2 separate regions of the Mus musculus genome follow, and region 1 is linked to region 2. The links are chromatin loops, found by intact Hi-C in ENCODE. Cell type or tissue: left cerebral cortex. All regions are shown on one strand. Each heading gives the region's core, and the rest is flanking DNA. Links, peaks and the distances in the headings are about the cores only. Region 1 has its middle 23 kb from the start of 6430573P05Rik. Region 2 overlaps Gm17359 (predicted gene, 17359).

Region 1 (9,225 bases), core at 751-8,750, 130 kb before region 2:
AATATGTAGTTGATCCAATTTAAATGTATCTAGCTTATGAATGAAATGAATGAGACCCAGACTATGGTTATTTTATATGGCTTTGACAATTATGGGGGGGGTCACCCCTAATCTATTTTTCTAACTGCTGGCCTGGCTGCCTCCCCAGCTGTGTTCCCCAAACACTTGCTGTTTCTCCTGACCATGCACTCATGATCCATCTCCCCTCATGGAGGCTTCCTCCTCTCTCCTGTCTCTTTCCTTCCTTTTCCTCTCTGCAACCCCCAACCAGGTAACTCAAAGCTCACCTACCTCTATTCCCTCCAGTAATGAGCTGTAGCCACTTTTATTTAACCAATAGTTTTAAATTAAGGAACAAGGTTTGCACAATAAAAGTCAGTAAACATGAAAATTCACTCGTAGGCATCTAGACCTTCAGGTACAGAATTAACACCGTATTACATAGCAACAGACCAAACCTCAACACAAATATTTACCATATTTAAACTCCAGGTATTTGGGGAAGTTCAACATTATAGTCAAAAACAGCTCAGGAAAGGTCCCTGGCCACAGACAGTGGGTCTTTTTATTACCCGTGGTTTTAAATCCTCCATTGGAATTTGGCTTTTTTTAGGGCACATTTTGTGCATACTCCTAGCTGTGATTACCTCTTGGAGGAGAAAGTGATGAGAGGAGAAGAGAACGGTCTTCCATTTCTTCTTTCCTTCCTCCTCCTCTCCTCCATTTCCCCTTCTCCTTCTCTGTGTTGCCCAGGATAGCTCCAAATTCCAGATCTCAAAGACTCTCTCTCTCTCTCTTGCTCCCTCCCTCCCTCCTCGCTCTCTTGCTCTCTCTTGCTCTCTCACTCCCTTCCTCCTCTCTCTCTCTCTCTCTCTCTCACTCTCTCTCTCTCTCTCTCTCTCTCTTGCTCTCTCTCTCTTGCTCTCTCTCGCTCTCTTGCTCTCTCTCGCTCTCTCGCTCCCTCCCTCCTCTCTCTCTCTCTCTTGCTCTCTCCCTTCATCCCTCCTCTCTCTCTCTTGCTCTCTCCCTTCATCCCTCCTCTCTCTCTCTCTCTTGCTCTCTCCCTTCATCCCTCCTCTCTCTCTCTCTCTCTCTCTTGCTCTCTCTCTCGCTCTCTCTCACTCTCTCTCTCTCTTGCTCTCTCTCGCTCTCTCTCACTCTCTCTCTCTCTCGCCCTCTCTCTCTCTCTCTGTAGCTTTTTGAGACAGGTCATGTAGCCCAGGCTAACCCTGAGTCATATGGAGCCAAGGATGACATTGACTCCTGATCCTCTTGTCCTTTACTCCCAGGCCCCACAGGCAGGCTCCACCCCCGCCTGTTTCTTTTCCTATTTGAAGTAAAAAGTATAATCAGCTTTCAATGATTAATAGTGGTAGTCTGACTTTACTATCTACTTCATTTTTAGTAGCCTGGGAATAAGTATAAGTAGAATAATGGTAGAAATTTTATTTTTCCTAAACTTGGTGTGACATTGTGTATGGACTCAAAACAAGCAAAGCAAACAAAGACAGCACAGAATATAAATGCCAGTGCCCTCCATCACAGCAATCTGCAGTGGCAGCACCATTGTGGCTCTCATAAAGCCTTCAAAAAGATGGCACATGGCCCATAAATATTAATAAGAGTCTTCCTTTGTACACTTAAAAAGACTAGGCTAAGACAATCCATCAACTTATGTGTGCTTATCAATCAAACCTATCTTTTCCAGTAAAGTTCTGAGTTTTAGAGCACTTATATTCTTGCCTGAAGAGTCCTTTCTCTGAATACCTTGGACACTGAAGTGACTGTCCCCGAGATTGGCAAAGAGCATCACTGGAACACCGTAGCCAAAAAGAAAGGTGGAGAAATGATCACCCGCAACTGTAGCTTTTAACTCTCAAAAAAGTTGTGAGTGGATTCATCCAGAACCCAGAAGAATACATTCCTAGGGAAATAAAGTTAAGTGTGGTGGATTGGTTTCCAGTAAGGTTTGTAAGCCAACCAACTTCTCGTGATTGAACCAAAGAGCTCTAGATACCTGCAGTTCCTTCCAGAAAATAGTGGAAACCCCATTCTACACCAAGGAAGGATACTGGAATGACTCCCTGCACTCTGACACTTACTTCCCACTGTAAATCTTCTATAACCTGGGGCAGGAATGGACTCTATCTGTTACGTCTGAGCCACTGAGAAAAAGGAGTCCTCCCTTCATGGTGAAAAGGGAAGAGAAATACACAAGACAAAAAGGATTTGTGAGGTAGCCAGTGTGAATAAAGAGGGGCGGTGATACTTAAATAAAAATGTTCTAGGTTAGTTTTTAGGATGTAGGAAGACCAAGGGCAAATCTTTGCTTTCTTTTCATTCACAATGAATTTCTCATTGGTACCCTTGATACATAAAGCTAGACAGGAAATGGGAAAGGGCTCATTTGTAGTTGTCTACTTCCCAGTACTACCTGTGACATGTGAATGTCCATGTCATCACCCTCTGGCACAAATAGCATGATCCATGACCCATCAATGACATCTCCATGTTGGAGACCTCCTTGGGGATATTTTGATGTGTTCCCATCTTTCCATCTTTGAATATAAACAGCATGATGACCAGTAGGCCCACTTTGAAGTTGCCATCCACAGTCAGTGGTCAGATAGATGGCCAGTGCTTCCCTCACTTAGACAAGAGCAAGACTACTCCCACTTTAAGGGGGAAATCTGACTTTATGATCTAAAGACTTGACTAGCACCAGGAGGCGAAAAGAAACATGATGTAACTGAGGACAAAGGAAGTGCTCCCTTAATGAGGTAAGCATACATCCTCCCAATTCCCTCTCCCCCCCCCCCCGGTAGTGACTTACAGACCTTCATGGCTAAATCTGCTTCAAACTCAGAAAATATAATTTTTTTCTCATTCCTCTTTGAATTTCCAGATGCGAGTAGAAAACCCCAATCTGCATGCTCTTTTTTTTTCTGCATGTTCTAATATTCAGTCCACTCTTCTCTCTGAAGCCCGCTTCCTGCTGCAGCTGCTCACAACCTCTGTTACTGAGCCTGCATGCTTTTCTTGACTTCTAACTCAGAGCACAGCGTAAACGTCTCCCATCCTCCTCTGTCTTTGCCCTCCCTAGCAGCTAGCAAGCTCTCTAGCTTGGCTTCCCCATTCTTCTCTCTTGTCAACTCCAATAAATTGTCCTCAAGACATTTTTCTGTGTCTTTTTATTTATTTTATCTATGAGACCAAGAACTTCAGAAAAGGGACCCTGTGGTGGTTTGAGAAAGAATGACCCCCATGGGCCTGCTCATATATTCGAATGCTTATTCATCAGAGTGGCACTACTTCAGAAGGATTGGAAGGTGTGACTTTGTGGGAGTGGGTGTGACCTTGTTAGAGGAAGTGTGTTCCTGATGGTGGGTTTTGACTCAAGGCAACCCCATTATCTTTATCTCTTCCTGCTGCCTACACAGTCCAAATATAGAACTCTCAGTTACCATTCCAACACCATGTGTGCCTGTGTTCAGCCATGCTCTATGCCATGATGATAATGGCCCAAACTTCTGAAACTGTAAGCCAGCCCCAACTAAATGCTTTCTCTTATAAGTATTGTCGTGGTCATCAGGCCTCTTCACAGCAATTGAACACTGACTGAAAAACAGCCCCTATTTGGTTTAGTTTAAAAGACATAGCCATGGCCCTCTTCCGTGAGAGAGAGAGAGAGTGGGTCATTTAAATCTTTTTTTTTTCTTGCAAAAGATGCAGAATCTGCCCCTTGTCCTCAAGCAGAGGTTCCCTCTGAGTAACTCTAGTCGTGACGTCAGCAACCATAGGCCAGTCCAGCCGCCGAAAGGTTCCAGGGCTTACAAGATGCAACTGGAGCATAATTCCCAACAACCAACGCTACAGAAAAGACTGGGGTGCATTTCTAAATAAATTAAGCTTCTAAAGCTCCCCCCCATCTCTCCCCCAACTCCAAATCATCTGCATGCAGAGGACCTGGCAATAACTAATGACTTTTTTTTTGCTGCAAAATTATTGGCTAATTATCCCAATTACTGCATTCTTAGCCTATCAAACTATGCTTTGACCATCCAAAGATGAAATGTTCCCTGGAATCAATCATAGGATAACAAACGCAGTCTGTTTTAGGTTGTTCTTCCTTAAGAACTCAGCATCATTGCTGGCAAGGGAGCCTGGGTATGGTTCTGGAAGGACGAGAGCGTGCCACCAAGACCCTTCAGAAGATGGGGCTTTTCTCAGCAAACTTTCCCACCTAAAACATTTATTAAAAAGCAGTAGTTGCCTCCTAGATGCAATTACTATCATCCTTATCTTTCAGTGTTCTGGAAATTCTGAGTGTATAGCACACACATACACATTTCAATGGTAAACATCCTGTTTAGATTTTTTAAAAAGTATTTTATTGAAGTTTTATTTCTATTATGCCTTTTTTTATCAGGGGCATATACATTGCTCAGTGCACGTGTAGAGGTCAGAAGACAGTCTTCAGAAGTTAGGCCTGGGGATCGAACTCACATCGTCAGTGATGGTAACAGGTAACTTTTCCAGCTGAGCCATCTCTCAACTGTCCATTAAGATTTTACAGCAACATTCCTTATATGCCAAATGATTTATATAATACATAAACATGATCTAGTGCAATCTGTGTATTAACAGATAAGAGCAAGAAATAGCTATAAATAGCAGTAATTCATTATACATTCGAAAGAGCTATAAGAAAGGATTTTCTCTTTCTTAGAGAAATGATAGCACTGGAGAAAAATAAGTGTGTTCAAATGTTATGTACATCATACAAGTGTCAAAAAACTATGTTTCCCTCTTACTACACATAACTTTTATGTTTTTACCATTTAAAATTTAGAGCATTTACACATAAAGAAGCTGAGAAATATCTGCAAAATACCAAATTCTTCACTGCGTCTGCTGCCTGGTTGATATTAGTGATTTAGGTTTTTCCACACTTTTACCTTTTCTTCTCCATATTACCTGTATTTTATCCTTCCTTGCCCCTTCTCAGCAATGGTCAGTTTCCTGTTCCCTGTGTTCTGCAGGTACTTCAAGTTAGATACACCAAGCTAGAGATTGGAGGCTAAGGTCCCCATATGAGTGAGACCATCTAACATTTGTCTTTCCAGGTTTGGGCTATATCACGTTCATGTTCAGTGTGTTTTCTAGTTCCATTCTTGGGTCAGCACCATTTACTTTTCTTTACAGCTGAATCAAATCCCACTGTGTGCATGTACCATGGTCATTACCTACTAATCAATTGATGGACATCTAGGCTGCTTCCATGACCTAGCTGTGAATAGAGCATCCACGAATCTGGATGAGCATGTGTCTCTGTGGGGACATGCCCAAGAGTGGGATACGGTTAAACAGTAGATGTATTTCTAGTTTTCAGAGGAACCACCTTACTGATTCCTGGAGTTCTTGCTCCCACCAACAGTGCATGGGAACCCTCAGTTCCTTCCGTTCTCTCCAGCATTTGTTGTCTTTCTCAATCGTAGACATTCTAAATTGGAGTAAGATAAAATCTCAAAGTGGTTTCAGTTCGCATTTCCCTGATGCGTAAGGATGGTGAACGCCTTTTAAAAATATTTCTCGGCCATCTGTATCTCTTCTGAGAACTCTCTATATAGCTCCATGGTGGTGGCTGACTTTATTTTGTTCCTTCCTGCTTCTGCTCTACTGTATTCTCACTGTACTCACCATTACAGTGTGATTTTAAACAATTCCATGGCATAAAACAGTGTGGGTTTCTATCCTATGTCTTTTTGTCTCCCTCACGTTTGGTACCATATTCTATTTCCATCAGGGAATGGTAATTCTAGTTAGGGGTAGAATGTAACAAGAGCCATCTGTCCTGTTCTCCATCTGAGTCCTTCTGCTGTGATTAATTGTTTTTACATACACACACAGACACACGCACACACACACACAGAGAGAGAGAGAGAGAGAGAGAGAGAGAGAGAGAGAGAGAGAGAGAGAGTCTACCACTTTCTTGCTGCTGCTGCATAAACCTTATGAAGAGCTAACATGCTTAGAGCATTATAGCTGAGTTCTCTGTAACACTAAGCACACAATCTCTGCTCCTGGGGCCTTACAGCCTTGCAAGGGCCTCTATGACAGGTGGTAGCCATTTTTGCTCATGTCTAAGTCCAACAGAGTGGATGCATCATTTAAGTGGTCTGTCAGGAACGCTTCACTTTGCATTAATCTCAGCTGTCTGTGTCTAAAGGAATTAAGAAAAGACTGATGGGGAAAAAAAAACTTCAATGTATCACATTGGCGCTGATTATGACTCTCTAATGTGTGGAGGAAATGCTGATATTCTAACCATGTATATTACTTTTAATCTGATGGGAAATAAGGTAAAAGCATAATTCACATTCCCTAGAGAATTCTGCCATCACGTATCTTCAAAGGCATGTCAGTGCGCATTTCAGCAATATAATACTAAAATCAAAAGCATTTCAAGAGAAAGCAAACGGGACAAGGCATGATAAAAGATTCTACGAGGAGCTGATCTGGGGGATCCAAAGGAGATTGTAATGAAAGGTCTTAGAGGTGAACCATTATAATCTTTAAAGAGACAGTTTCCCAAATGATCCCTTTTAGTTCTGTGGAAAATTCCTAGAGATATTTACCTTGTATGTACTCAGAGAAAGAGGTATTACTAATATAGAAGGTTCATGTGGGTTGTTTGTTTGTTTGTTTGTTTGTCAGATTTTTATCACCAAGGACATTTAACCTTGTTAGGAAAGTAAGATATAAACCCCAGAACAATAATTGAATAAATAAAGACAGGCTCTATTTAGTGTTGTGATTTGATACCATTTCTTTTCTTTGCCTTGGTCTACCAAGTTTTCCTTTATCTTTCTTGGTGATTCATTAAGGTCAGGTTTTATGCTTATGTAAAGGTGTGGCATATGTGCATGTGCGTGGTGCGTGTGCGTGTGCGTGTGTGCGTGTGTGTGTGCGTGTGCATGTGTGCGTGTGCGTGTGCGTGTGTGTGTGTGTGTGTGACACACATACCCAGTTCTAATGAAGTTCTTAGTGTTTAGGAAGGCCCATATGATGATAAAATATTATATTCTGGCTTTGCTGTGATGTAAAACAAAGTTTTATATTAACAAGAGACAAGACATGAAATGAAAGTGGAGAGGAGACAATGGGAGTGCCTGAGAATTTTGGACCTGACAAACCACAAGCACACCTTCTCCCTGGCTGACACTGAGGAGATGGGCCAGGCCTGGAATTACTGTAAAAGGAGCAAGCTAATAAGGAATTGTCAGAGCTCTGGAGCCTTCCTGGGAAGCCTGCTCTGGCTGGGAGTGGTGACTCACACTGTAATTCCAGCACATGAGAGACTCAGGGAGGATTATAAGCTTGAGCTTAAGGCTAGACAAAGCCACATAGCATGTTCCAGGCCAGTCTGGACTAGGCAAAAAAAGACCTTAGAGCTGACCCCTGAAGCTGGCACTGTAGCTTGTGGTAGAGTGTTTGCATTTACTAGTCTACAGTTTCACTAAGGCCATTGTGTTGCTTGTTTGTGTTTTAGTTTGGCTGAGATAGGGTCCTATTAACCCAGGATGACCAGAAACTTACTATATAGCCATATTTCTGATCGTTCTGCCTCCACCTTTCCAGGCCTGGCATATGCTACTATGTCCAGCATACTCATTGCCTTTTGAAAATGCTGAGTTTATGTCCAGAGATTGATTTGAGCTCATTGATTTGTAGAAAACTAGAGCCCAAGGTCTCACGTCCTGGAGACACTTAAATTCCTACTCCTGCATCCTGCAAAGCAAGATTCCTGCTATACCAGCCCCTCCCGCACAGGACTTCATCCCTGCATCTCCAATATGCGTGACCCCGTGACCCGGCATTCCAGTCCTCTGCAGGTGACACTTACAAAATCAGCTATGCATCAATCCCCCAAACACACTGCATTTATAGTTAGTTTCTAGCAAAATATTTTTCAAGTTATATAATATGCCAGCCACATTTCTGGGAATTGAACATTATATAAAATAGAACCATGGTTTTGGAAGACTGAAAAGTTTTTAATTTTGCAAGAACAATCTTAGAAGTTTTGAATAAGTCAACTTCTGTAGAACTGTAAAGACAAAATCTATCTAGAAAAATGGAGAGGAAAGTGGACTGTGAAGGTAGTAAAGACATGTGGGCAGCCGCTGATTGTTGCCACAGAAGGCAGAATATTCTGGATTAGTCTTACCTCTTACCTATATTTGAATCCTTCTTTGTTTCTCTTGGTAATAGCTCCCAGAGGCCAGGCAAGTGTTAGAGAAAAGAGTTTAGTCTCCTTTAGCTCACAGTCTTGCAGGATGAAGGGCAGGAGGCTTGCATCTGGCAGTGGCCTTCCTGCTGGTAGGGTGCTGGACTAGTCTGATGGATCCCAAGGCAAGAGATAGAGGTCTTTGCATGAGCCAGAGTCTCTTCCATTCAGTTAGGGAATGATAACTGCATCCCATCCTAACAGCCCATAAAAGCCACCCCACCCCCCCACAACCACCACGGACAGAGTTTTTGCTTTCTTAACATCTCTTAATGAGAATTAAATTTCAGTGCATAAGTCAGTTGTCCCAGACACTTGGAAAACTTACTGGGAAGATGTCTTGAGTAGAAGAGTTTCCGTGCCTCTGGACAGGGTAGTAATGTCCCATCTCAAAAAAAAAAAAAAAAAAAAAAAAAAAAAGCCAAATGTCCACACATACACTGTGGGGGATATGTTCAAGCAATGCTAAAACCACAGCTTTCAAACATCACTTAATGTTTTACTTATCTGTAAGATGGGAGAACATCTAGCATACAGAGTAAAATCTCTGTCCATGACCCTTGTAATTGCTACAGAGAGATGAAAGTAACGGATACTGGCTACAAATGGGATATAAAGCTTTTTTTTCTAGTTCTAATTCTGTCTTTTTGTTTTGTTTTGTTTTAGGTGGTGAATAGTACATAAGATATATCTGATAATGAAAGTATAAAAATTGAATGTAAAACCTCCACAGCTTTCATTCAAAATACCTATTTTTAACTATATAGAAGTTCATGGCATTGTATGGGCTTTGGGTGTGGCTATTTTGGTAAGTAGCACTTCTGTGTACTTGCAAGTATTTTTAACATTAATAAAGTTTATGCAATTATTTTTAAGTAATTACTGTAAATATGAAATCATGTTTTAAGAGTGATAGCGTGATGTAACCCCAGCAC
Region 2 (9,225 bases), core at 731-8,730:
GACTCTGGCTGTAGTAGAACCACAGACCCAGACATGGCCCTCAGTAGCAGCATGAGTCCAGATACCAACATGATTTCAGGTGGTGGCAGAGGCTACACAGAGTGGCATGGCCACCTGAAGCTTCGCAGCCCACAGACACCAATGTGGCCTCAGGTGGCACCACAGCCCACAGATGTCTGCATGACATCAGGAGGTAACACACACCTAACCGTAGACATCAACAAAGACCCCAGATTCAGTACCATGCAGTGCCGTGCAGATGGAGCCATGGATAACACCGTGGCCTCAGATGGCAGCCCAGCTCAGGGATATCAACCCGGCTTCAGGCTGAAGTATAGACTAAGGAGATCTGCATGGAGTTAGGTAGGATAAAGGCCAAAGACATCAACCCGGCCCCCTGGCCACATCAGGACCACTGACCCACGCATGGCCCTCAGTGACATCAAGGACCATTTCTGCCTCTTCCCACAGCATATGTTCTGCTGCACCCTTCTGCCCTTCCCCCATCCCCACTGCTCATTTATTCGGTCATCGTGGTGCCTGCCAGCCTCCAACCTGTCCAGCTTCCACCAGCTTGTGCCCCATTTTTTTCCCTAATACAATGCTTTTTAACATTTTGTTCTTTATTTTTGAGAATTTCATATATATGTACACAATAAAATATGATCATATCAACTGAGTTTTCAGCCTCCACCTCCTCCTATATCCTCTTCAATGCCCCGCCCCAAAACTTACATCTTTTATTTTCCCTAATAATTCACTAAGTCCAGTGTTGTTCATAAGTGCATGGGTGAGGGGCAATCCACTGTAGCGTGAGAACCCTACCAGTGAGAACACCCTCCTTGAGGTTCTCCTTGACTGCTAGCAGCTCCCCCGTGAGTGATGGGGCCTGGAGATCATCTGCTCCATGCACGCTGGGATTTGGGGATATGGGGCTTGGTCTTGGGTGAGTCCTGTGTAGGTAACGACAGCTGCTGAGAGGTCAGGGTTGCAATAGTCACAGCACGTTCAGAAGATGGCTCCCGACATTCGTCTCCACCCTCCGGCTCTTACATTTTTTTTTTATTCCTACCTCCTCTTCTATGATGTTCCCTGAGCCTTGATAGGATGGAGAGTTACCATAGAGATGCCCCTTTCAGGGCTGAGCTCTGGGTCTCTTACTCTCAGCACTCTCCCCTGACTGCTGTCCACTGTTCAAATGGAGCTGCTCTGGCCTATGCTGAGAGCAGTGCAGGTCTACGGGTATAAAGGTAAATATCTAAGAAGCACTTGATCCAGAACTAAGTCTAGTGTTGCTCATTTGTGTGTGGTGTGTGTGAGAACACACACACACACACACACACACACACACACACACACACGTCATGACAATTTACTAAAAGTTCTCCAAGTTTTTGAGGGCGACATCATCCATCCTTATTTTGACCCTTTGGGTCTCTAACCTAAAGCCCTCTTCCTTTGTTCTTCTGTGCCACCACTTCCCATCCTTACCTCTCTCCAGGTAAGTGTTCAGGAAAGTTTTCTCTGGAAGCTCATCTGGTATGAGGCCCATCCCAAACTCCTGCGGAAGGATGTTCTTGTTTCAAAGCCACACAGATTGTTGGTGTCGGTTTATACATTCAAACATTGGCCAAGGAGCCACAGAGATGGCTCAGTGACAGAAGGTGTTTGCAACCAGCCCTCAGGAATTGACTTTAATCCCTGGGACACACATAGTGGAAGGAGAAAACTATCTTCCTGCATTGGTCCTTGATCTCCATACATGAACTATGTCATGCATTCTCACATATATATTTTACACACACATAAATGTAAAAACAATTTTAAAAAGAAACTTTAGAATTAAAAAGAAATGGCCAAGTGCTGAGAGTGCACCAGGCACCTGCTAGGCCTGAGGACTCAGGAGACAGCCATAGCCATAGCCATAGCCATAGCCATAGCTCCATCTTCCCAGGTCAGAAGAGACAGGACAGGAGATAGATGATCGATAATTGGGGTTCCAGGGCATGCTGTGGGGAATAAATGAAGTCGGATGTCTGTGTATGTTGAATGAATGACTGTCCTTATCATAAAGACCTTTTAGGCTAGATGCAACTGATGTTAAAGAGCTACTCATTAGAAATAAAGGCAGCTGAGGAGGAAGACTATGGTACAATTAAGAAGAAAATCCATGAGTCTATTAGTGATTGCCTAAATGAGGAAGAAACCCAGATCATTTCAGAACATGAGCCTGTCCTGGCCAATTCCTGGTAACACAGACAGTGGGAGTTAAACCTGTCTATCTGTTCTAGGTGGTAAGAGAGAGAGAGAACTGTCTATTCCCTGTCATCTACATTCTTCAGCATCCCAGACACCAGGCCTGTTGCACTTAGAACATTTGCAGGACTACCCAGGAAGCAGTTCTGCTGGACCTTACAAGATGGTTCATGGCAATCAAAGTAGAGACTACAATCTACACATAAATAGCTGAGCTAAAATAGTCTGGACCAAACAGGTTATGACAGGAAAGAGCTCAGAGAAAGAAAAATTAAAAAGAGAAGGTATGGTATGGGAGTGTTCTAATTTGTGGTGCTGTGTGTCACAAGCATCGACCAAAAGCAGCTTAGAGGATGAAAGCATTTTCTTGGCTTACTCTCCCAGGTAGCAGCAGACTATCATTAAGGGGGTGGGGGAGGGGTTGGGGGTAGGGGTGGGGATTGTCAGGCAGCAGTCCATGGCAAGAAGCAGAAGCAGAAATGAAAAGGATTGGCCCTCGCTGGCTCACTCATTCATAGTCATGCTTAGGTAGCTTTCTTAGACAGCCAGGACCACCTGTCCAGGAAGACATGCTGCCCACAGTGGACTGGACCTCACTATATCAATTAGCAGTCAAGACAATCTTCCACAGGCCAACCTGACCTGAGCAATCCCTCATTTGAGACTCCTTTTTCAGGTGGCTCTAGGTTGGGTTGACAGGTAAAGCTAACTAGGACCAGGTGCTCAGGTCTTCAACATTGCCCATGCAAATCTATAAAGCAACAAACAGGCCCTGCCCAAGGATATGTTAGATTTTTCTTATAGTCACCAACATCTGCTGACTTCCAACTGCCTGTGACTCTAGCTCCAGGGAATCTCACACCTCCTTCTGGCCTCCATGGGCACTGCATACACTTCAGACAAGTAGGTCTGTATGCATGTGTGTACACACACACACACACACACACACACAAATCAAAGCAAGAGAAAATAACAAAATAGAATTAGCCAAAGTTTATTATTAAATGTACACAACAAAGGCCAAGGTCAGGCAATGAAAACCTTACTTCTAGCTTAAATGACTGGACAGTGTATCAACTCAGACTGAGTCCAGAAACGTGTCCTTTACTGGAGAAAGGGCCGAGATGATGAGGTCATGTGTGTCTGAAGCATCCACCGTACATTCAGGTGGTGTGAATCTCTGTGCTTGTCATAGTGAGTTACATTTGAAAATATGTGATGAGATCAGAGAAAGAGAAAGCATGTTTGTTTGTAGGAAATTAAAACTTTTATTTACAAAAAGGAGAAATAATTAAAAGAAAACCAGAAACAAAAATCTGGGTAGATCAAAATTAATATAAACTATGCACTGAACAGTATCCACTGAAGAAAGTAGAACGGAAGTTGACACCAGTCTAAGCAAGAACAGAACAGCTTGTGGGAAAGACTATCTGAAGCAACAGAAGCACAGAGGGGGTGGGGGGCAGGGGAAGGGCAGGTAAGTGGAATACACACACACACACACACACACACACACGAAATTCTGGATGAGAGGGAAGAACAGGAAATTAGCGACTACAGGCACCCACCCAAAGGACCAAAACTGTTTGGGATGTGAGGAGCATCGTCAGAGATGAAGGCTGTGGAGCCATTCTCAGAGGGAGGGTTGCATTGGCAGATTCAAGGACGGAGGTGAACAAAAGTGGCCTTGGATTGAAGTAAGTGCCCGCATTCTCAGACTGAGCCAGCAGGCTGGTACCTGTGTGAGGTGAGGATTGGCGCCTAGGTCTGATGGCCTTGGTGTTCTCCTTGAAGTCTTGTGCATGCATGTGTTTGCGAACACGTAATTCTTTTTAGAAGTTTGGTGGTAAAATAGATACCACAGAAAACTCTGACTTAGGGTTTTATTGCCGTGAACACACACCATGACCATGGCAACTTCTATAGAGGAAAACATTTTATTGGGGAGGGCTTACAGGTTCAGAGTTTGGTCCATTATTGTTATCGTGAGAAGCATGGTTGTGTGCAGGCAGCCATGGTGCTGGAAAGGAGCTGAGAGTTCTATCTAGATGGGCAAGCAGCAGAGACAGTTAACCTGGTTTGAGTTTCGGAAACCTCAAAGCCCCCACCCCCGCACCCCTTCACCCCCAACCCCATCCTGAGATAATCTTCTCTAACAATGCCACAGCTACTTCAACAAGGCCACAGGTCCTTATCCTTTCAAATAATGCCACTCCCTATGAGCTTGTTGGGGGCCATTGTCATTCAAACCTCCACACATCCTGCCTTAATAATTCTTAAAGAGTACTGTGTAACAGAAAGTGAAGTCTTACCAAGGTCCTGTCCTATGAAGGACGGCTGAGGGAACGGACAATCTGAGGAGAGAAGGGGGCTTGAGGATCCACGGAAAATCTGAGGTAGCTACTAAAGAGAATGTGACCTGCCAGAGGCTCATTGTTGTCTTCTCCCAAAGACCTCCTGGACGCTCAAGGCTGAAGGCTGGAAACCCTGTGTTTACATGAACAAGCTTTTCCACTTGTTCTAAGAAAAGATAGCCTGTCTTGACGGAGAATCTGAGAAAAACTGAACTGGAAGCTACCACGTATAATCTATTAGTCAACATAATATCGCAGCTACTGCTCACAGAAAACAGATAATCTCTAGCTGGCCTAAACAGTGAAGAGCTTTCAAAGTGAGAGAATGAAAATACACATGCAAGTGCTGACTGTAGTATTAGCGTAAGGGTTTGTATGGCATGAACCACCCTGTCTTTAAATGTCGGCTCTTGCCTATGTAGGGTCCTCAACAGCATCTTGTGCTCATCCATTATAAACCAGATTCAATTTTGTCCAACATCACTTCCGGTTTTTTTAATTCCAAGTGAATAAGATGAATTTTGCCTTCGAAGAACTTATCACCTTGCCGGGGACTAGTTAGGGGTAGGGGAGCAGACACAGATGAAATGACACTATAGTTGATGATAGATAGCATGCAATGATAGAAATACTGAATCAATTAGTGTTTGGGGACAGGTACTATACTTGATGCTGGTTCAGATACCTAAAAACCTAACAGTATCAGTTACAATAGGACTGAAAGACCTAGTGGAAGCAAAGCCCACAGTTGAAAGTTTAACTCTGGGCAGGAATCTAGAGAAGGCTACCCAAACTGAAGGATAGGTAGGATCAGCCTTGAGAGTGGCTGGATTTCGAGTCCAAAGTGTTGCTATTTACAGATGTAATTTGCATGTTCAGACAAATTCCTCTTTGAGCCCAATTATCATGTATTCGACAATAAAAACAGTTCATTTCTAGTCTCGGAGGCAGTGTGTGAAGCTGGCAGGGTTGATGCAGAGCGGCTGGCTTGTTTTCTGTCTAGCAGCCTAAAGGCTAACTCATTAAAATTCAAGGATGGATGGCATGGTGGGTGGCTGAACAAATGTCTTCTTCATGGAGCAGAGCTGAGGCCTTCAAGACATTTCTCCCAGAAGCTAAGCTGCTCTTTGCAGCTGTTCAGTAAGACACCACCGGGGCGGTACCTCCTCCTCAGATCCACCTCGACACATATGGTCATGACAACATCAAGAACAAAAACAGGAAGACGTCATGGCATGGGGCCATGGTTATACCATTCCTTATTCCAAAATAAGTCATTTTAAATATAAAATTGTTTAAACCTGAGCCTGTTTCCAGTTTATGGTTTAACCAAAGGCAAGAATTATTCCACAGCCCTGGGGATGAACCCAAGTCCTCAAGTGCTCTAGGTAAGGCATTCAAAGCACCGCAGGGGCATCAGACATATGGACTGGACTTATGGATGCTTTTATAACCTCTAGTGGATTATATTATTGGACCAAAAACAACAGCACAAATTTTGGTGGAAGTATTTTAATATTTTTACTCTGATTCTGTATTATGGATCTGATATATTATGGGTTGGAGCAAATGAAAAACAAAGTGAGATTCTCATTCAATCATTCCTGCTTTGAATGAGTACGAAAATTCTTGGAGGAGGTGGGGGGGGCATTACAGATGTAAAAGAGATGAAAGTCTCTGAAGTTTATTACAATATCACTCATCATGTTCACGCCCATGCGTGCATGTGCACGCGCGTGCACACGTGCACACCCCCACACCATTACTACTACATGGATTGTAGTTGTATATTTATTTTCCCCCATATTCTCTTCACTGCAAAGACCTAAACATAAGGGCCAATTCAGTAGCTGAAAATTCCCTTATGTTTTAGATAGGGTTTTACTACTATAAACAGACACCATGACCAAGGCAACTCTTATAAAACATTTAGTTGGGGCTGGCTTGCAGGTTCAGAGATTCAGTCCATTATCATCAAGGTGAGAGCATGACAGCATCCAGGCAGGCATGGTGGAGGCGGAGCTGAGAGTTCTATATCTTCATCTGAAGGCTGCTATGAGGAGACTGACCTCCAAGCAGCTAGGGTGAGGGTCTTAAAGGCCACACCCACAGTGACACACCTACTCAAACTGGGCCACACCTTCTAAGAGTGCCAATCCCTGGGCCACACATATACAAACCATCACACGTTAGTACTTAGATTCTTTTAGTTTGTTTTAGGGACTAGATCACATTGTGTAGCTCGGGCTGTTCTTAAACTTACTCCGTAACCCCCCAATTGGCCTCAGTCTTGCCTCAGTCTTCGGAGTGCCAAAAGAAAACAAGCATACATCCTACACCGGGCTAAGTGTTCAGATTCTCCAAATACCTTCACACCAAAAGCAATCAGGGCATCTTGGAGAAATGGCTAACTATAGCTTTGGAGAACGAGATGAAATAGATGAACCTGAAGCATCTCAACAGGCCATGCAGCAAGACCAGACAGCAAAAGAGTTGTCAAAACTCACTGTAGGGCTGGAGAGATGGCTCAGCAGGTAAAAGTGATTGCACAGTAAATGTGATTATCTAAGTTTTACCTACACACTCATGTAAAGATGGAAGGAGAGACCAGATTTCACAAAGCTGCCCCCTGACCTCTGAAAATGTGCACTCACATCTTTATATCCACTCACCCCATAACAGCAAAGCAAAGCAAAGCAAAACAAAACAAAAAACACCCTCTCAAGTCGAAAGGAACTGGAGGAGTCAGACTTGAAGAGATTTTGGGGCTGGAGAGATGGCTCAGCGGTTAAGAACACTGGCTTAACCTCTTCCAGAGGTTCTGAGTTCAATTCCCAGCAACCAAGTGGTGGCTCACAACCATCTGTAATGGAATCTGATGCCCCCTTCTGGTGTGTCTGAAGGTAGCAACAATGTATTCATAGACAGAAAATAAATAATTCTTTTTAAAAAAGAGAGAGAGAGAGAGATTTTGTGGGCCAGAGACAGAGCATTTGCTTAGTAACCAGGAGGCCTTGGGTTCCATCCCCAACACCAAAACAAATCAGTACAGAGGCCCTTTTTGGAGCATTCCAGTGAACTAACTTTGAAAACAGAAAATAGGAGGAAATAAAGTCATGTGAGTTCCACTTTTGCAACACACAGCACACCACCATATAACCACACAGAAAGTGAGGTGACTTTAAAAGAGGAAATCCAAGTTCTCCAGCTTATGAATACAAAAGGAGTAACAGAAATGGAGGCACCACCCCCATGTGAGGCCTAAACAGTTACTGCATCTATGCACTGGTGCTAAGAGGCCACCAGGAGCATCGCAAGCAGAATGCGTAGATCGTATGTGCCTCTTAGGTTATGTGCCTTGTGATGGGAGAAGCTAGGCCCTTTCTAGAGATCATTAAATGGTTCTGAGGATGGAACCCAGACTCTCCTGCAAGCTAAGCACGGGCTCTATCATTGAACGCCTTCCCATTCTCCTTTCCAGACTTACACAGTAAAGACCTAGCATGGACTTCAGCATGTGACTGCCTCTGGAGGTAGACATTCAAATGATGTCACCGAGGAATCCTAACTCCACTGATATTGGGAGTTTCTTAAAGATTGATTGATTGATTGATTTATATGAGTACACAAGCTATCTTCAGACACACACCAGAAGAGGGCATCAAATCCCATTACAGATGGTTGTGAGCCACTATGTGGTTGCTGGAAATTGAACTCAGGACCTCTAGCAGAGCAGTCAGTGCTCTAAACCACTGAGCCAACTCTCCAACCCCAATATTGGGATTTTAAAAAGTTATTCCCCCTTAACCTAAAGTGTTCTGGTTGGAATCTGTGTCTCCACCCTCCCCTCCTAGCATTGGGGTTCCAGACATATCCCACCATGTGCAGCTTTTATGTGTGTTCTGAGCATCTGAACTCTGGGCCTCATGCTTGCACAGAAAGAAAGCATTTTACCCAGGAAGCCATATACCCAACCTTTAAGGAGATTTTAAGAAGAAATTAGGGTTAGCATGTTGCTCAGTTGTTAAGCCTTTCCCTGGCATGCATGAAGCTATGGGCTTAGTTTTTAGCATCACAAAACAAAAATAAAGGAACATGAGTATGCTCATTATGAGAAGAGGTTGTCGGGACACAGGTACAGACGGGCCCACAAGACACACATGGAGAGACACATCTACCTCGCTGCTATTTAAGCCACCAGCTTGTAGTGTTTTGTTACAGCAGTCCTAGCGAATTTGTGAAGTAGCCTTGCCACAGAACTCAGCATGACACAGACCCAGCTCCGACTCCCACTGACGACGTGTAGAAATAAAACGATGTCAGAAAATGTCAAACAGTATCAGTGAAGAGAGACAGAAGATACATGACAGAAGTTTTATGGGACAAGCAACCCAGTTTTGTTAACGAATGAGCAGTTAAGACGTAATAAAAAGCCTCAAAGAGTCACCAAAGAGGTGTGAAGCTAATTTGGATTTTCCAACACTTAAAAAAGTTGGGCTGGAGAGATGGCTCAGCGGTTAAGAGCACTAACCGCCCTTTAGAAGATCCTGAGTTCAAATCCCAGCAACCACATGGTGGCTCACAACCATTCATGATGAGATCTGATGCCCTCTTC

The links. A loop is a pair of places that touch in the nucleus more often than their neighbours do. Peaks named below come from ENCODE experiments on the same cell type or tissue, not always from the same donor. Only the 100,000 strongest peaks of a DNase experiment are listed, where the experiment ranks them.
Region 1: a loop joins it to region 2, with 8 times the contacts of the local background. A loop is called at or near these places in 4 of 42 quality-filtered maps.

The regions. Positions count from the first base shown.
Region 1 is chr3:79,304,767-79,313,991 of GRCm38, forward strand. No RefSeq gene overlaps it. Among named protein-coding and RNA genes, the nearest start is that of 6430573P05Rik, 23 kb to the left of the region's middle. In left cerebral cortex, for the core only: no CTCF peak of the experiment used is centred there; DNase peaks (open chromatin) are centred at 5,606 and 7,315; H3K27ac peaks cover 604 bases.
Region 2 is chr3:79,430,670-79,439,894 of GRCm38, forward strand. Gm17359 (predicted gene, 17359) reads left to right here. Exons shown (of 4, transcript NM_001370773.1): 4 at 1-679. The coding sequence ends at 363. Among named protein-coding and RNA genes, the nearest start is that of Gm36442, 77 kb to the right of the region's middle. In left cerebral cortex, for the core only: CTCF peaks have their summits at 3,137, 5,721 and 7,475 (motif pointing left); DNase peaks (open chromatin) are centred at 3,104, 4,855 and 5,727; H3K27ac peaks cover 1,587 bases.